2 separate regions of the Mus musculus genome follow, and region 2 is linked to region 1. Evidence: chromatin loops called from intact Hi-C (ENCODE). Cell type or tissue: heart. All regions are shown on one strand.

Evidence for each region. A loop is a pair of places that touch in the nucleus more often than their neighbours do. Peaks named below come from ENCODE experiments on the same cell type or tissue, not always from the same donor. Only the 100,000 strongest peaks of a DNase experiment are listed, where the experiment ranks them.
Region 2: a loop joins it to region 1, with 2.3 times the contacts of the local background. A loop is called at or near these places in 8 of 42 quality-filtered maps.

Annotation. Positions count from the first base shown.
Region 1 is chr2:129,380,908-129,388,907 of GRCm38, reverse strand. No RefSeq gene overlaps it. Among named protein-coding and RNA genes, the nearest start is that of Il1b, 14 kb to the right of the region's middle. In heart, no CTCF peak of the experiment used is centred here; DNase peaks (open chromatin) are centred at 4,447 and 4,797; H3K27ac peaks cover 903 bases.
Region 2 is chr2:129,296,000-129,303,999 of GRCm38, reverse strand. It overlaps Ckap2l (cytoskeleton associated protein 2-like), which reads left to right and starts at 6,788. Exons shown (of 9, transcript NM_181589.3): 1 at 6,788-6,895; 2 at 7,620-7,686. The coding sequence starts at 6,859. It overlaps Il1a (interleukin 1 alpha), which reads left to right. Exons shown (of 7, transcript NM_010554.4): 6 at 1,003-1,127; 7 at 3,101-4,390. The coding sequence ends at 3,289. Gm14023 (predicted gene 14023) reads right to left here and starts at 6,630. Exons shown (of 5, transcript NR_040371.1): 1 at 6,598-6,630; 2 at 5,163-5,236. In heart, CTCF peaks have their summits at 3,443 and 5,550; DNase peaks (open chromatin) are centred at 6,139 and 6,679; H3K4me3 peaks cover 2,150 bases; H3K27ac peaks cover 2,092 bases.

The sequences.
Region 1 (8,000 bases):
GGATTAGAGGCATACTACCACACCTGGCTTTCATATGGATGCTGGAGATCTGAACTCAGGTTCTCAGGGCTGTACAGTGAGTACGTTGCACACCGAGCAATCTCCCCAGCTCCCCATTCACTCATTTAGCAAAAAATTCTCTACCGCCAACCATGGGCCAGATCCAATACAGGCTTGCATTCTACATAACTCTATCCATTGAGGAACTCTCACTCTGTCTGTGGGGTAAAGAACAGATTGAACAGTTCTTTTGCAATTAGCAGCAGACAGATCATCTGTGAGGTGAACCCAGAGCCATTTTTCAAGGAAGAGAACATAGATTCAGAGATAGGGTGGGGTGGGAGCTGGGGAGTGGGGAGGGGTGAGACAGAAGGGAGCTGATAGGATGGCTGATTCATTGTGACGTCAGAGTGATGTGTGAGAAGACAGGAGGCGCCATAGTCAAACATCAGGTGGGTGCTAGGATATGCATGGGTGTTTTAGCTTGGTTTCGCTATAATAAGACATACAAGGCAACCTCTCTCATAAAGAAAAGACATTTATTTAAGTTGAGGCTCTGGCAATTTAAGGACATGATGCCAGCATCAGCTCAGCTCTGGCAAGAAGGTCATAACAAATGATACTTCAATAGCAAGGACACACAGAGATGAATTACCAATGAGACAACAAAAGCAACTCAGGCTCTGGCTACAGCAAAATATTCTTCCCTTAAAAAACAACTCAAGGGTCCCCATAGGGTAACCAGAAACCCTTGTGAGAGCATGCTTTCAATGACCTGTTGGCTTCACCACCAGGCCTCAGTGCTCTGCATCCTGAGACATCCATGCCTGGGAGAAAGGGGAAGCACACACTCAAATCAAATAAAAATCAAAACAGTGAGCTAGTACTCAAAGAGGGAAGCAAGGCGTGGACAGAATGTGCACTTCAGAATCGTGAAAGGGTCAGCAGAAGATACTACTGCAGGAGACAGGCAAGGAAGGGCCCACAGAGAGGTGCGGTGGCATTGCAGAGACTGAGGCAGGAAAGATCGGGGTATAAGAAGAAATGAAAATGGTTCATGATAAAACTCTGCTGGAGAGTCCAATCTTACACCACACCGAGTGAGCTCTGACTGAGGCCAATGGTCATCAGAAGGATTGGATTAAGTGTGCTGAGAGCAAGGACGGTGGGGGCTGAGAGACGAGAGGGACATGCAGGGAAGTGCCTTCCTTTTGGTTTCTCTGTTGTTTCTGGTCTTTTGTTTTGCTTGGGTTTTTGTTTGTTTGTTTTGTGTGTGATGTAAGTGGGTGTGGTGAGAAATCGCATGCCAGTCGAGTACAGAGTTAAAATAGAGTAAGAAGCAGGAACGGTAAAGTCCCGGAGAAGCAGAGATCCGTCTCAGCCTCTCTTGTGTTGGGTTCGATTCAGTTCTGCCGTTCAGCATCCACAGTTACAATAGCATAAATCCCACACATTCAAAAGCATGCTCTCAGTAAGACTGCCCCTCCATCGGGTCTGAAGCTCATTCACCATTTTTAACAACTGGCTCTAAGTTGAAGGAGCCTCGCAACCCCTTAAAATACAATGGATTGCTTAGTAAGACTCAGAACTCAGGAACATTTATATTTGTCAGAATTCTTTTACAAAGGACACCAATCAGATGGACTAGCCCAGTGGCCAGATACAGGGAGAAAGATCAAGTAAAGAACAGGCTTCTATACTTGCTTGCTATGGAAGGTCAGTGTTCTCAGAAAAGTGTACCTCCATCCAGGAAGCATCTCCAGGCTCCAGGAACCAGGTGTTGGGATTGGGGGCAGGGTTTGTAAGAAAGACAGATGGAGTCTCTGGTCACTGAACGAATTCAGTCTTCTCTAAGGATCTAATGATGAACTGATGTCAATGGCTCCAGGCCACCAATCATGTATTTGATTTTTATAAAGTCTAGACCCCGTTTTGAAGCTACTGAGGCATTGGAATTGGAAGTAGATTCCTAGGCGGTGGGCACAATGACATGAACTTTTAAAATATAATATTCTTACTGATTTTTGATAACTTCATACGTGCACATGTATTTTTGACCATAATTTATCATATTCACTCTTCAAGCCCCACCCTGATCCATGCTGGAAGGCCGAGCAGCCTGACCTTGTGCAGGTCTTGTGCAAGCAACCATAGCTATGAGTTTGAATCTTATCATATCCAGAAAACACTGTCTTGGTACAGTCCTCCTAACTTCTGGCTCTTACAATTTTCCTACCTCTTCTTCCAAGATGGTCCATGATCAGTTGTGAGTTCCTTCATTAACTGCTGCCCGCTGAAGCACTTTGCTCTTTATCTGACTCTCTCTATATATCTGGTCATTGGGCTAGCTTCAAGGCAATTAATTCTTACATTATCAAAGATATTCCTGCTGCTTAGAAAATCCCAAGGGCTTTAGAAGTAGCATATTAGTAAGCTAGAGCAAAGACCAAAGATATTCTGTATTAGATAATAGTCGAAGGCTCTAAGCCTGCATAAGAGGCAGATAGGCTGCAGAGCTTCTGCTACTTTGTCAGTGTGATGGTTTGTATATGCTTGGCCCAGGGAGTAGCTCTATTTTGAGGTGTGGCCCTGTTGGAGTAGGTGTGTCACTGTGTGCATGTGTTTTAAGACCCTCATCCTAGCTGCCTGGAAGTCATTATTCTACTAGCAGCCCTCAAATGTAGATGTAGAACTCTCAGCCCCTCCAGCTCCATGCCTGCCTGGATGTTTGCCATGCTCCTGCCTGGATGATAATGGACTGAACTTTTGAACCTGTAATCCAGTCCCAATTAAATGTTGTCCTTATAAGAGTTGTATTGGTCATGGTGTCTGTTCATAGCAGTAAAACCCTAACTAAGACAGACAGTAAGACAACAGAGGCATGTGGGGAAATGCCAAGAGTGCCCCCTTCCATGGTTCAGTATAAAAAAAGAAGAAGAATGTCAGGTTTGCAGGACAATGGTGTGTAAAATTGCTGCTGTGAACAGGAATCTCTGCAGGACTGATGAGCAGAGGGAGAGCCAAGTGAGCAGCACACATTGCTGAGGGGAGGCAGCTTCTTCCAACAGCCCGCAGCAGCCCCAGCAGGGACAGGGTGAACACAGATCATACATATATACGACCCAGCCTTGGGTTCTGTAGAATGAGTGCACCAGAAAAGAACTGGAAGGGCTACTCGTGAGAGCAGTACAAAGGCTGAAGAGATGGGGTGTGGACATCGAAGGAAGAAAAAGCAGAAAGGCAGCCTGAGAACACAGATGCAGATGTGTAGGAAGCTCTGATAAGAACACAATGATGTATTGAGATTGTGTGGGTGGACCGCTGGAGACTGTGGTCACAGATGAGAGTGGGTATGCATGTGGGACTGTCCCAAGGGCTCTGAGGGCAGCAAAAAGAGAGAACCTGTGTTCAGTACCTACTTTTATCTTTTTATATTGAAAGTACTAAGCTCCCCAAAGGGAGATAGCATGTTTGACTCATCTGTTTGAAGAATAAATGGTGCTAGACTGTAAAGAGTGCTGGAGAACCCAGGATGCCTCTGAGTAGAGAGGCCCAGGAAAGTGACGTTGTTCCACTGAGACAAAAGCCCTAGGGCCACTGATGCATTGCTAATATCCCCCATCTCCACTGCAGCCACAGGTAGTACTCACTGGTCATACACAGGCTCACTCATAACCAGTGGTACCTGTTGGCATGTCAGAGGTGCAACGGCAAGAGTGGAAGCAAGGTCATATCCATTAGCAGGGACAGAATGAGGAGAGGGAGAGGCAAAGAAGTGCCTCCCCATGTTCACAATGTTTCATCTTTCTGAAGTGTTTTTCCTTGTGGGACTTTGTCTATCATTATAATGGCAAGAGTTCATGTTATAAATATCAGATAATCCCAAGGAAATGGGATTCCATAGGCAAAGACTCAAGTGAGGACGTTAAGGAATAGAAAATTAGCAAGCAGAAATGTCAGAAGTCGTCAAATTCTGGCCAAGCTTGGCAATGAGCCCTTTGCTAAAGACAAGTCATGTGAGCAGACAGTTCCTGGGAAATGAGGCAAAAGGAAGAACCAGACAAATTATCAGGACTGATCAGTTCTTGCTAAACTAAACCTCATTCTTTACTAAAACTAGCTTTCGCAGTCCTAGGGCAAGACTCGGGAAATTTCCTAAAACCCTGTCAGGGCATGTTTGTCAGTACAAGAGCTAAGTGCTCTGGCAAGCAGTCAGAGTAAGCCAGTAAGAGAAACATGGGTTCAGAAAGAACACCGAGGGTTTACTCTTCTCCATTCCATCCCCATGTGTTCCATTGCCTGCACTGCCATCGGTAAGATGACAGGAGAGGCACCAACTCCCAGTAGCTAAGCAAATTCTGCTGAGGTTTGCAGCCCAGGGTGACACTGGAATTCCATAGTCCCAGGATGTCGCGAGAGTAGGATGTAGCACCAGGCCCTCCTCTCCACGTGAATGCCTAGTGTGGGCAAGAAGAATTGGCATTGGAAGTCAAGCACCTGTCCTAATCTCTAGCAAGTCTCACCCTGTGACTATCCGCTTATGTTGGGAATTTGGATAGAGGGCTAAACAGGTCCTCGGGAGCCTAGAAGCTGCTGTGAAGTAGGAATCTATTGGAAAACATTGCAGTCGTGGCTAGCAAGCAGTTTCAGAAGGAACATCCATGTGGAAGTAAGGGAAGACAGACAAATGTGCAATGTCAGCTAGAGCCACACAGTCTACTGTCAGGAGCCATCTTGCCTGCTTCTGTGAAAGCCTGTGTGTCAGGCAGAGTCAAATCAGGCCAGGCTCTGCTGGCAGAGTTCCTGGCCTGCTGACGCATGGACCGATAAGAGGGGTTACATGTGAAGCTCAAGGAGAGGGGATGAATGTCCTGTTAATCTCAGAGGAAGGAACAAGGAGGAATAGGGAGGCCTCGAAATGGATACAGATATCGAATGTACCTCAGCCATTGTCTCTGCTGGCTTGTGACTTTGTTTCCCACGATACTGTAAAGTATATAAAACCTAAGAGAATTCAACTCGAGGCTGCCGCAGTACTGAATGGGCAGTCCTCCCGATTTCTAACTTCTGTCTCTGAGTCTTCTTTTCCATCTTTCCTATAATTCTCACTCTCTCCTCAGAGGACTGCTTGATTTCTTACTAGCTAGAGTTGTACAGTCTACCAGGCAGGAGCCAGGGTTATGACCCTCCCACTCAGGGACACTGAATACTCAGGGACTCTCAATACTTTCCAGGACTTACATTTTCCAGAGCACAGGAAATAAAACTCCAGACAGGAGTTGCTAAGACCACAAAGTGAGAAGCTGAATAGAAAATGTCCCTTTCTCCAGTCTTTGAAATATCTTAATCACCCATGTAGTAAGAATTTTGGTTTCTTTTTTTTAAAGATTTATTTATTTTTATATGAGTACTCTGTAGCTGTCTTCAGACACACCAGAAGACTGCATCAGATTCCATTACAGATGGTTGTGAGCCATCATGTGGTTGCTGGGAATTGAACTCAGGACCTCTAGAAGAGCAGTCAGTGCTCTTAACCACTGAGCCATCTCTCCAGCCAGAATTTTGGTTTCTTTAAAAAAAAAAAAAAAAAAAACAAAAAACAAAAAAACCAGTTATGCAGCCGGGCATGGTGGCACACGCTTTTAATCCTAGCACTCGGGAGGCAGAGGCAGGTGGATTTCTGAGTTTGAGGCCAGCCTGGTCTACAAAGTGAGTTCCAGGACAGCCAGGGCTACACAGAGAAACCCTGTCTTGAAAAAACAAAACAAAACAAAACAAACAAAAACCCCCACCAGTTATGCTATACGGAAGCATGGTTTTGTTTTAGTCCCATGTGTGGGCTGTGGGGCTGCTTCAGATTTGTCTTGTGCACTGGCAAGAGTGTGATTCTGCCAGCTGAAAATCGTTTGTATCTGGAATTCTGGGGACTCTTCAGCGAATATAAAAATGCCAGCGCCCTGAGAGAGGTGGCAGCTGCTGGTCCCTTCCTGCTTGCCCTTGCTGCTGCTGCTCTTGCTGAATTGTTGGTTTGTTGTTTGCTGCATTACTGCTGCCTGGAGATCCTGACTACAAAGATTGGACTTGCCCCACGGAGCTTGACACCCCTAATCAGCAGAAAGTAGTCTAAAGATATGTATACCCCTTTCCTACGTAACCTTCTCTGTCTCCTACCTAGTGTTAGGTGTTGGAAGGGGTTAGGCTGGAGAAAGGTGGTAGCTATAAGAACCTAATAAAGTAGCCCAAAAGCAGTTTGCCCTCAGGACATAATATAAATAAGTTTGAGGAAGCCTTCTGTGAGATCCTCCCTGCTCTCTCCCACTCTTCTTCCAGGCCACAGCCCAAATATGAATGGAGGAATGAGTAGATGGCCCCATTTGTCAGGAAACTAGTCCCAAATGGAAGCCAAGGTGATGGCAAGATTGTGGCTGGTTTTTTATTTCATCAGTCCACCTTCGTGGGACATTGGCTCCAGTCATAGCTACAAGCAAGGAGATCTCGCCCCATGTAGTACCTGTACAGATAAGGCTTCACGATAAAGGTGTGCTGATGAACACAGACAGAGAGCATCCTCCACTTGGCTTGTCACAGGGAGGGGAAGCATGAGATGGATCTTGGAGGACTGAGTAGGCCCGAATGACAAGGAAGGGAAAGATTTTAGCAGGATCACAGGTTGTGCAAAAGCACAGACAACAGAGAGAATGTACTATTTAGGGAGCTGCAAATAGCTGGGAGAAGCTAAAGCCTGGATAGGAGAGGAGAGCCTGGGAGTTCACGGCAGGCTTTGTGCAGCATGGCCATGTTTAGATCTGACCGCACAGGAGCTGGGGAAACCAAGCAAGAGATTACTGACCTCTGATCTGCTTGTTGGATACAGCTCCAAGGCTGTTTAGAAAGGAGATGAACTTTCCATTGCAATCAAGGGATTCAAGTAGCATATGGTTTAAATAGCCGGAGCTAAAATGGAGACAGCTTCAACTACAACGCAGTAGTCAGTAGGGATAGAGAGAAATTTACCCACACAAAAGAACAGCTTAATCCATAGATAGTAGGTTTGAGATGAATAGATAAGTCCTTGGGGTGGTGGCATTTGGAGAACAATTTATAGTTGAAGTAAGTTCTACAGTGATTGAGGAAGCAAGGCATGGATAATGGAGCTCTTCTCCCTTTTGCTCTTACATATACACTATACTTTCATTGAACTTAACACTTTAATATTTTAAACAAAATTTATTGTATATAATACCAAAAAGCTTAAGAAGGATAGTTTTATCATTACAAATCAATACCTCTTTCCTGGAACATTATACCAAGCATTGCTAGATATTAAAATTTGTATTTAAGACTGGACATTGTGTGACTATCTCACTGATGTCTATAAGATATTGGTAGATTGTCTAAACTTAATAATCTCAGTAAAAAATGGAGCCCATCCCAGAGCCTGGTAAGTTTTAGGCTATATATCAATAATCCTGTCTTGTCTTCACAGTAAGGATTAAGGTCTGTCCACCATCAGACTCCTTCATCCCACACTGCTCAGTCATATCAGTCACCCAGAGTCTAGTCCTGGACCTGATCAAGACACCAACAAATTTTGAGTGGCCCTGCTGGTAACTTTCCCTTGTTTGAGATGGAAAACTCTGTTCCATCCAACAAGGAGGAAGTGACTGGAGACATGAAATTAACAACGTCCTAGAGGGAAATGGCCAAACCACCTCCCATGAAGTAAAAACCAGAGAGATGAAATAGGCAGATCAGACATGTTAGAAGTAGTTTATCATAGATGGGAGGGCCCCAAGTCCATAAAGAAAAAACATTATTCCAAAGGCATAAACCCTGAAGAGATTTTTTTTTAAAGCAGAGAAGGAGAAAACAAAAGGGCATCCATAACCAAGGCTGCCAGTCACAGGTGAGGAAGTGAATCGGAATAAGGAAGAAGCTCGGAAAAGGGGAAGAAACACAACCCACGACTCATTTGGAAAGTCCCAGTGTTGCCCCCAGAG
Region 2 (8,000 bases), 85 kb after region 1:
GCGTTCATCTAGGAAGAGCTTTTTTTAACTTTGATAAAGTAACAAGAAAACCAAAAATCCTTAACTGCCATGGGATCTGAAGGATGGAATTCCGTGCTCAATATTTCTTGTTACACAGACCCAGTTTCCATAATGAACCTGTTTTAGATGCAGAATGCATCATCAATATACGAACTTGTTTTTAAAGACCCACAGAAGGAACTCCTTATAAGTAGGCAGGGTTCTTTCTGAATAGAGACACTGTGCACACTTCAGTTAACAGGCTCTTTATGACTTTTGTAAATTATTGTGTACTCTATTCCCTACTTATCTCACATGATTTCCTCCACATACTGACTTAGTAATCATATTTCTACTAGGCCCCCAAACTCTTTCTTTTTGGTGCTAGATATCAAAACCAAGCCACACACACAAAGCATGCTCAGTCACTGACTATAACCCCTGCCACTATTGCTCCTATTGTTTATTTACATTACATTTCTGGTGGTACCAGTCATTTTACTATGCTGGATGTGTGTGTGTGTGTGTGTGTGTGTGTGTGTGTGTGTGTGTGTGTGTGTGTGTGTGTGTTAGAGAGAGAGAGAGAGAGAGAGAGAGAGAGAGAGAGAGAGAGAGAGAGATCACTCCATTTTAAGCAACTAGGAACTCATAAACCAAAAAATGTCAAAGTCTTATTCCACTATTTTAACGAGAAGAAATTCAGCAATAATTCGGTCCTTAAGCATTCTACTCACATAGAAAACTTTTATTTTCCCACCTAGTAAGTGCAGCAGGCATTGTAAATGAAAATAATAATGTGTAAAGTCCCACTCCTGAGCTCCACAAATAAATATGATGTATTCATTTACACCATTTACACCATAGTTGGGAGCACACACACACACACACACACACACACACACACACACACACACACACACACATCTGCCACTATCTAAACCCCTCTTCTTATATAAATAAATAATAGTGTATTTACTTCCTTTCTGGCTCTTTCTTTGACAGTAAAATTTGACATGTATGCCTACTCGTCGGGAGGAGACGACTCTAAATATCCTGTTACTCTAAAAATCTCAGATTCACAACTGTTCGTGAGCGCTCAAGGAGAAGACCAGCCCGTGTTGCTGAAGGTCAGTTGGCTTCCATCTCAAACTTGTCCTCATTCACCTCCCACTGTTTGTGACCAATCACAGTAAGCAGATGTCCCTCCTAGGATGACACAGTCTCCTTGCAGCCACAGCCACCACCTGCTCACCTTTCCTCCTTGACCCTATTTGCCTCCCATCCCAGAGCATCCATTTGTTCTGTTGATCTTTAAGATGACATCCACCATCTGATTTACACAGTACAGAGCACTGTGACAATGGAGCCAGCCTCTGAAAATCTCAAACAAGCCCACTGAGATCACAGAGGAGTTAACAGCTCACTGGTTCACACGAAGCCAAAAACTAGGAGCCACAATACTCAAGCCTTAGCCTTCCCACTCCAGTGGTCCATTGATAATGCTATTGTCTCTCGTCCCATGCCCATATTCTCTGTGACCATCTCCCTCAAACACACACGTACACATCCACATTTTAGCATTAGACATTTTTACCATAGAGAAGCATATAACTCTCGTCCAGTAAATGTATAATCCAATGCCTCCTGTCCTAAAGTATATGTGGGTGTCTGTATTTCTCTGTGAGAATCAAATGAAAGTATTATCTACTGAGTAGGGCAGTAGCTTCATTCATGAATCCCTTCAACAAGCTATTAATTACTGAAAGTCTTCTATTTTTCAAGCACAGCATTAAAAGCTATCTAGAGTGGTGAGCCAAAATTCCTAACCTTATGGAACACAGTCCTCTAGTACAGTAGATAAGTCAAATAGACAACAACAAAGTAAGATGTTGGACAGAAAATGCCCAAGACACTAAGACAGAAAAATGGAGGAGTGTTATTTAGAGGGAGGGACAAGAGCAGACCCTCTGAGAGACAGACCAGCTAATACAAGGTAGGGATGGGACATCCCAACAGAAGGATCTCAGTTCACTATAAAGACCTGAGTTCCCTAGAGCTTCATGAGCCCACAGGCCAGCTGCAAGTAACAGCGGAGCGCTTTTGGTCCTGGTCATTTGGTATACAGTTGAAAGCCACCAAAGGCTTTCAGAGGGTGCAGGGTGCTGGTGCCATTTATATTTCTTAAATAGACAATAGTCCAGAACAAAAGCACTAGAGAGAGCAGAGAGCTCAGCTGGGAAGTTAGAGAAGAAGCACAGTAGAAGAATACGGTGACCATGTAGACAGGAAGAGGACTGTGTAGTCATTTGGAGGTAGAATAACCAAAGGAAGGGGGTAAAAGGGGGAGATGAAGAGGTTTGGATAGTACAGGTCTTAATGAAAGTTCAAAGCCCAAAGGAAGCTAATCAGGTTGCTTTCTTAGATTTAAAAGAATACAAAAGGGGGAGGGTCTCAACAACATGGAATCCGCAATATATTTTGCCATGAAGGTTATTATCGGGTTGTATTCATACTCAGAGGAAGAACACAGTCTAAAAGGGTTATCCCCAGAGCAGTCAGCTGCTCAGATCAGGGAAGCCGTGTGGAGTTCCTGGTACTTGCTGTTGTGTGTATGTACATGGTTTACTTTCAGATTGCAACCGAAATGCAGAGGTAGACGTCATCCCACGCTCCACTGTTTTTGTAAAGGTTTAATTTGAATACTCAGGGGTCAGAATGTTTAGAAGTCTTACAATCTTCAGTGTTCAGACTTGATGAGAGTTCCCTGTGCCAGCATTAAAGACAGGATGTACACAGGCAGCGTTTCACCCCCACTTGTCTGGATTTAGGACATTCAGGTATCATTGACAGTCTTCATGACTCACTGAGATTTCTCTCCAATTAACTAAGGTAATCAACTCTTATGGATCATCTGGACCATACATCAAATAGGCATGCAGTAAATGCTTGATGAGTGACCAAATGAAAGAACCCAGATCGCAGAGGCAGGCTCGAGAGCGCTGTTTCTCATGAAGTCCAGATACTGGAGGGTTGCCCTTCAGGGTTTTTTTTTTCCCAATGCCTTCTTATGCACTAACAGAATTCTATTCTGCTATCACAGGAGTTGCCAGAAACACCAAAACTCATCACAGGTAGTGAGACCGACCTCATTTTCTTCTGGAAAAGTATCAACTCTAAGAACTACTTCACATCAGCTGCTTATCCAGAGCTGTTTATTGCCACCAAAGAACAAAGTCGGGTGCACCTGGCACGGGGACTGCCCTCTATGACAGACTTCCAGATATCATAAAAGCAGCCTTATTTCGGGAGTCTATTCACTTGGGAAGTGCTGACAGTCTGTATGTACCATGTACAGGAACCTTCCTCACCCTGAGTCACTTGCACAGCATGTGCTGAGTCTCTGTAATTCTAAATGAATGTTTACCCTCTTTGTAAGAGAAGAGCAAACCCTAGTGGAGCCACCCCGACATATGATACTATCTGTTATTTTAAAGAGTACCCTATAGTTTGCTCAGTACTAATCATTTTAATTACTATTCTGCATGGCATTCTTAGGAGGATCAAAAAGACTCTACACATATTACAGATGGGTTAACAAAGGGATAAAACAACTGAAAAGCACACTCAATGCATTTGGAATATAAATTCACAGACCAATCTCACTGTGCACCTTCGGCTTCAAAATGCCAGTTGAGTAGGATAAAGGTATAAGAACTTAATGCTGTCATTTTCAAAAGGAAGGGGACAATAGCTACATCTTTCCTACCTCAGTGGGTTTTACTCCAGTGAGATCATTTGGATGAAATCCTCCTGTAACAGACCTCAAGAAGGAGACAGACTGTTGAATGTTATTTTTAAGTTATTTTATCTATGTATTTATAAATATATTTATGATAATTATATTATTTATGGAACATCCTTAAATCCTCTGAGCTTGACGGCACCCTCGCAGCAGGGTTTTCTAGGTGGTCAGTTAGATGTAGTCTCCTCTAGAGCTCCATGCTACAGACTTTTACACTTTTTCCACAGCCACGAAGCTCTCCGTACATTCCTGCACTTGGGAGCCCTTTCATCATGATCTTAATCTGTGCTGTTTACTTTGTGCATCTAAAATGATAATTGAGTCAGTCTTTCTCCCTCCCGTCCTTAAAGCTGTCTGGGTATTCTTACATCATTCAGTCTCACCTGTAACTAACACCAACCATCTAAAGATGGAAAGAGCTTAACTGTGACAACCACATCACTGATACCTGAAGTTTCTTTTCTAGAATGTAATCAGTGTTTCCCCTGGATTCCAATTTTTTTTTCAAACCACAGTGTCATGTAACTATCAACAATAACAATCAACTCATTATTATTAATCATAATTAAATAAAACAGGTTTGAGCTGATGTATTTATTTGTTATCTTTTCTGTTTGGGTTTTGCAATGGGATGGTTTGGGTTTTGTTGTTGTTATGTTTTGTTGTGATGCAGTGAAGGGGTTTTTGTTATTTGTTGTCTTTATTACTTCACTGCCTAAAAGTTAGGGACAACTGGTCAGCACTCACGTAATTCACTAAAGTTAGCATCACCTTACAAAACCAGGATTCCACACAGCTCTAAAGGAGATGTCACCATCAAATCCCTCCCCTCAGAGGTCAGGGAACCCTGTGGAAATGGAGACAGGAGTCGGGGAGACAGAAGGGATGTGAGAACAAGGCCTTCTAAAATAACTGAGCAAAACCCATATGCGTTCACAGAGCCTGAAGCCTGAAGCAGCAGCCGCAGGGCCTACACAGGTCTGCCCAGGTTTCTGTACACACACTCTAGCTTTCAGTTTATGCTCTGATGGGACTCCTGAATGGAAATGAGTAAGTCTCTGATTCTTCTGCCTACTCTTGGAGCTCTTTCATTTTTCTGTTGGCATAGCTTGTCCAACTTATATATGATGATTTCTGTTTTATCTTACTATATTTTGCTACATTTTGTTGTTTTCCCCAAAAAATGCATTTAAAAAAAATTCAGGTTCCATAGCTTTTCTTTCTTTTTTTTTTTTTTTGCTAGCTGCCAGTATTCACAGATAGATAGCACTGAAAATTATAATATTTCCAGGCTCAGTTAAAGGATACAATCCATATTCAGTACATGTGTATGCCGATGTAGATGTCCATACAAACTCACCATATAATGTACCACCAAAACCAAGTAGTGGTTTTAGAGACAATACAGCAGGTTAGAAGCTGCTTTCCTGTGACCTAATGAAAAAGAAAGTCAGAATCAGGAGTAATAGACTCTATTTTAGAAAGTGGGGTTGGAAATTCACAGAAACAATAATTGAACACCTGAAATGTGCAGTAACCCTTCACCCAAATTCTTGTACATAGCCCCGATAAGACGTGTTGAGCTTTGGTGGTATCCAAGCTTTTGTCTGTCTGCAGTAAGTAGCCATGTGTTACATCTCCTCAGGGAAAGTCTTGTCACACAAGTGGATGTCGGGATGTCAGACCCTATGGAGCTAGAGTTACAGGCAGATGTGTTATGTAATATGGGTGCTGGGAACCAACTCTGGTGGCCTGCCAGAGCACTGCATGCTCCTTACCCCAGCCATCTCAGCGCTTTTTATCATATTAAAAAACAAAAACAAAAGCAAAAACTTTTGTGATTTTTTTTTTATTCTCCTTCACTCACCTGATAATGTTTAGGTATGCCAGTGATAACCTTTTCCTTCTCTTTCCTTCATGATTTTTTTTTTCTTTCTAGCAGGCCTTTGTTAGCATTTTAACTTTACCTTGTAGATGTTTTTCTGTTTAAATAAACTATTATGTTTCCATGTTTTATTTCCATTCTTAAATTTATATAATTCTGTTCTTTACATTTTCTATTAGGAAATCTTTGTTATTCTTTTAAAAACTCTTCTAACCCCTTGCCCTTTTCTCTTCCCACCATAACATCCTTCTCCAATAAATATCTTTTACGAGATTTGCTGCCTCATATGACTTTCGCGTTGGAAGAAGCCAAGAAGCAATTGACAGAGGAAGGGAAGAAACAAAGAAGTGGAGCGGGGCAGAGGCTCCTGAGCTCCTGGGCTGAGCTGGAGATACCCTCCCCTGGGAACTGCACTGCCTCAGCTGACGAGGCTTCCTCTCAAAGCTGTGTGGTTCCCCGGCTCTGATGTCTCAGGGTGTCCTTCCACAGGAATACCTTCTGACCCTCAGAGCTCTGTGGTTTCTGGGTTTCCGAGTCTCAGGGTGCCTTTCCAAGGGGACACTGTCCCACCTCAGAGCTGTGTGGCTCCTGAGCTCCTGTGTCTTAGGATGCCCTTCCCTTGAGACACTTTTGACAGATTGCGCCATTTTGACAGCTCCCGCGAGCTGCTCAGGGACTACACGGAGTTATGTTGTTTCTGTCCGGTATTCGGCTACAAGAATGAGAACAATAACTGATACGGACCATTTTCGTTTGGCATGCTATTATTTGCAGCCAAAGCCAGCCTAACTGATAGCACAGAGACTTAGGCTCCGGCTTGTTTCTCCCCGTTTCTTCAACTGTCACAACCGTCCTTAACCCAAATTTGGCTACAATTAGAGCCACTCCTCCGCCAGCCAGCATCACCCACCAGCTCCCACCTCAGAGGCACCGCTGCGGAAGTGACCTAGCCATAGGGCGGGCCTTCTCAGAAACTCTCCAATCGCAGAGCCTCAGGGGAGGTCCCCAGTGGGAATCGCCGAATGTCCATTTCCTGTTATCCCGCCCTCTCCGTCTTTTTATTGGCGAATTTCAAAGTCGCGGAAGCCAATAGGAGCGTCCAGACGGGCGCCCGGTTCTCGTACTAGAACAAGGCGCGCCCTTTGAAGGAAGAAACTGTCGCCGTAGAGCCATGGTGGGGCCCGGCCCCACTGCCAGCGCAGCCGCGGGTAAGTGTGGTCGGCAGCCTCCAGAAGCTGCCAGGCCTCCCCCGCCTGCTTCAGTCTCCCCCGAGCTCAGTTAGGTTAAGGACGCTGGACCCGGGCCACGGCGAGGAGCGGCGCGCTCCGTTGCCGCAGGGGGACACCCCTGCATTGCTAGTTATGGCCAGAACTTTGACAGCAGTCAGGTGGCAGGTTCGGCCCCAGTCCGAGTCTCTGCAGGTTCACTGATAAAATGTGCGCTGTCTGGAGGTTGATTGATAAACTGTGGGCTGAGGCTTAAGGATGCTGTGAACCCTGGCCTCCGAGGGACCTGGAGCCCTTTCTACCTCTCCAGTATGCCCCTCCCCCGTGTCACCTTTGAGATGCACACTCTGTCCTCACTTATGGGCCTGCGGTTCTGCGCACCGTCCTAGGCACACAATTTGTAACTCAAGGGTTAAAAAAAAAAGTCTTGATTCCAAATCCTGGCTTTGCTGCACATTAGTGGGTAAATTTAAGCCTGTCACTTCATCTGAGTTTCAAACAGCCAAATACCTCATAGGATTGATGGTTAGTGTAAACAGCTTAGTAAAGAGCTTGGCACCAGGCTGATACCGTTGGTATTGAAAGCAAGCATAACAGGACTGGTGACTTTATCAAAGCCAAAATAGCTACAGGGAAGTATCATATTTAAAGATATAAAGGGTTTTCTGTAATGTTTTTGGTGTTTGCTCGTGTCCATGTTTTACAGAAGAACGGTGGCAGAAGCTCCAGGAGTACCTGGCAGCCAAGGGAAAGCTAAAGGACCCCAACGCCAAGTGAGTTTACCTTCCCATAGTTACACTGGCTTTGTTGCCCCGGTTGCTAACAGCAATGAACGGACCAGCCCTTCTGTTTCCAGTCTGTTTGACTTGCATCATGGTGAATCCTGTAATAACAAAAGGAGCATTTCAGTCCTTGATTTCAGGCATGACTTAAAAAACAAAACAAAACAAAAAACCAGCAACCCCTAGGCAGTGCTGTCTATTGGCAGAAATTTAAGCATTTTTTTTCCTAACAGTCTCCAAAGGAAGGAAGGCTCTACACTACACTGTTACCCACATCTCTGGAAGCTCTTCTGGTTCCTTCTTTC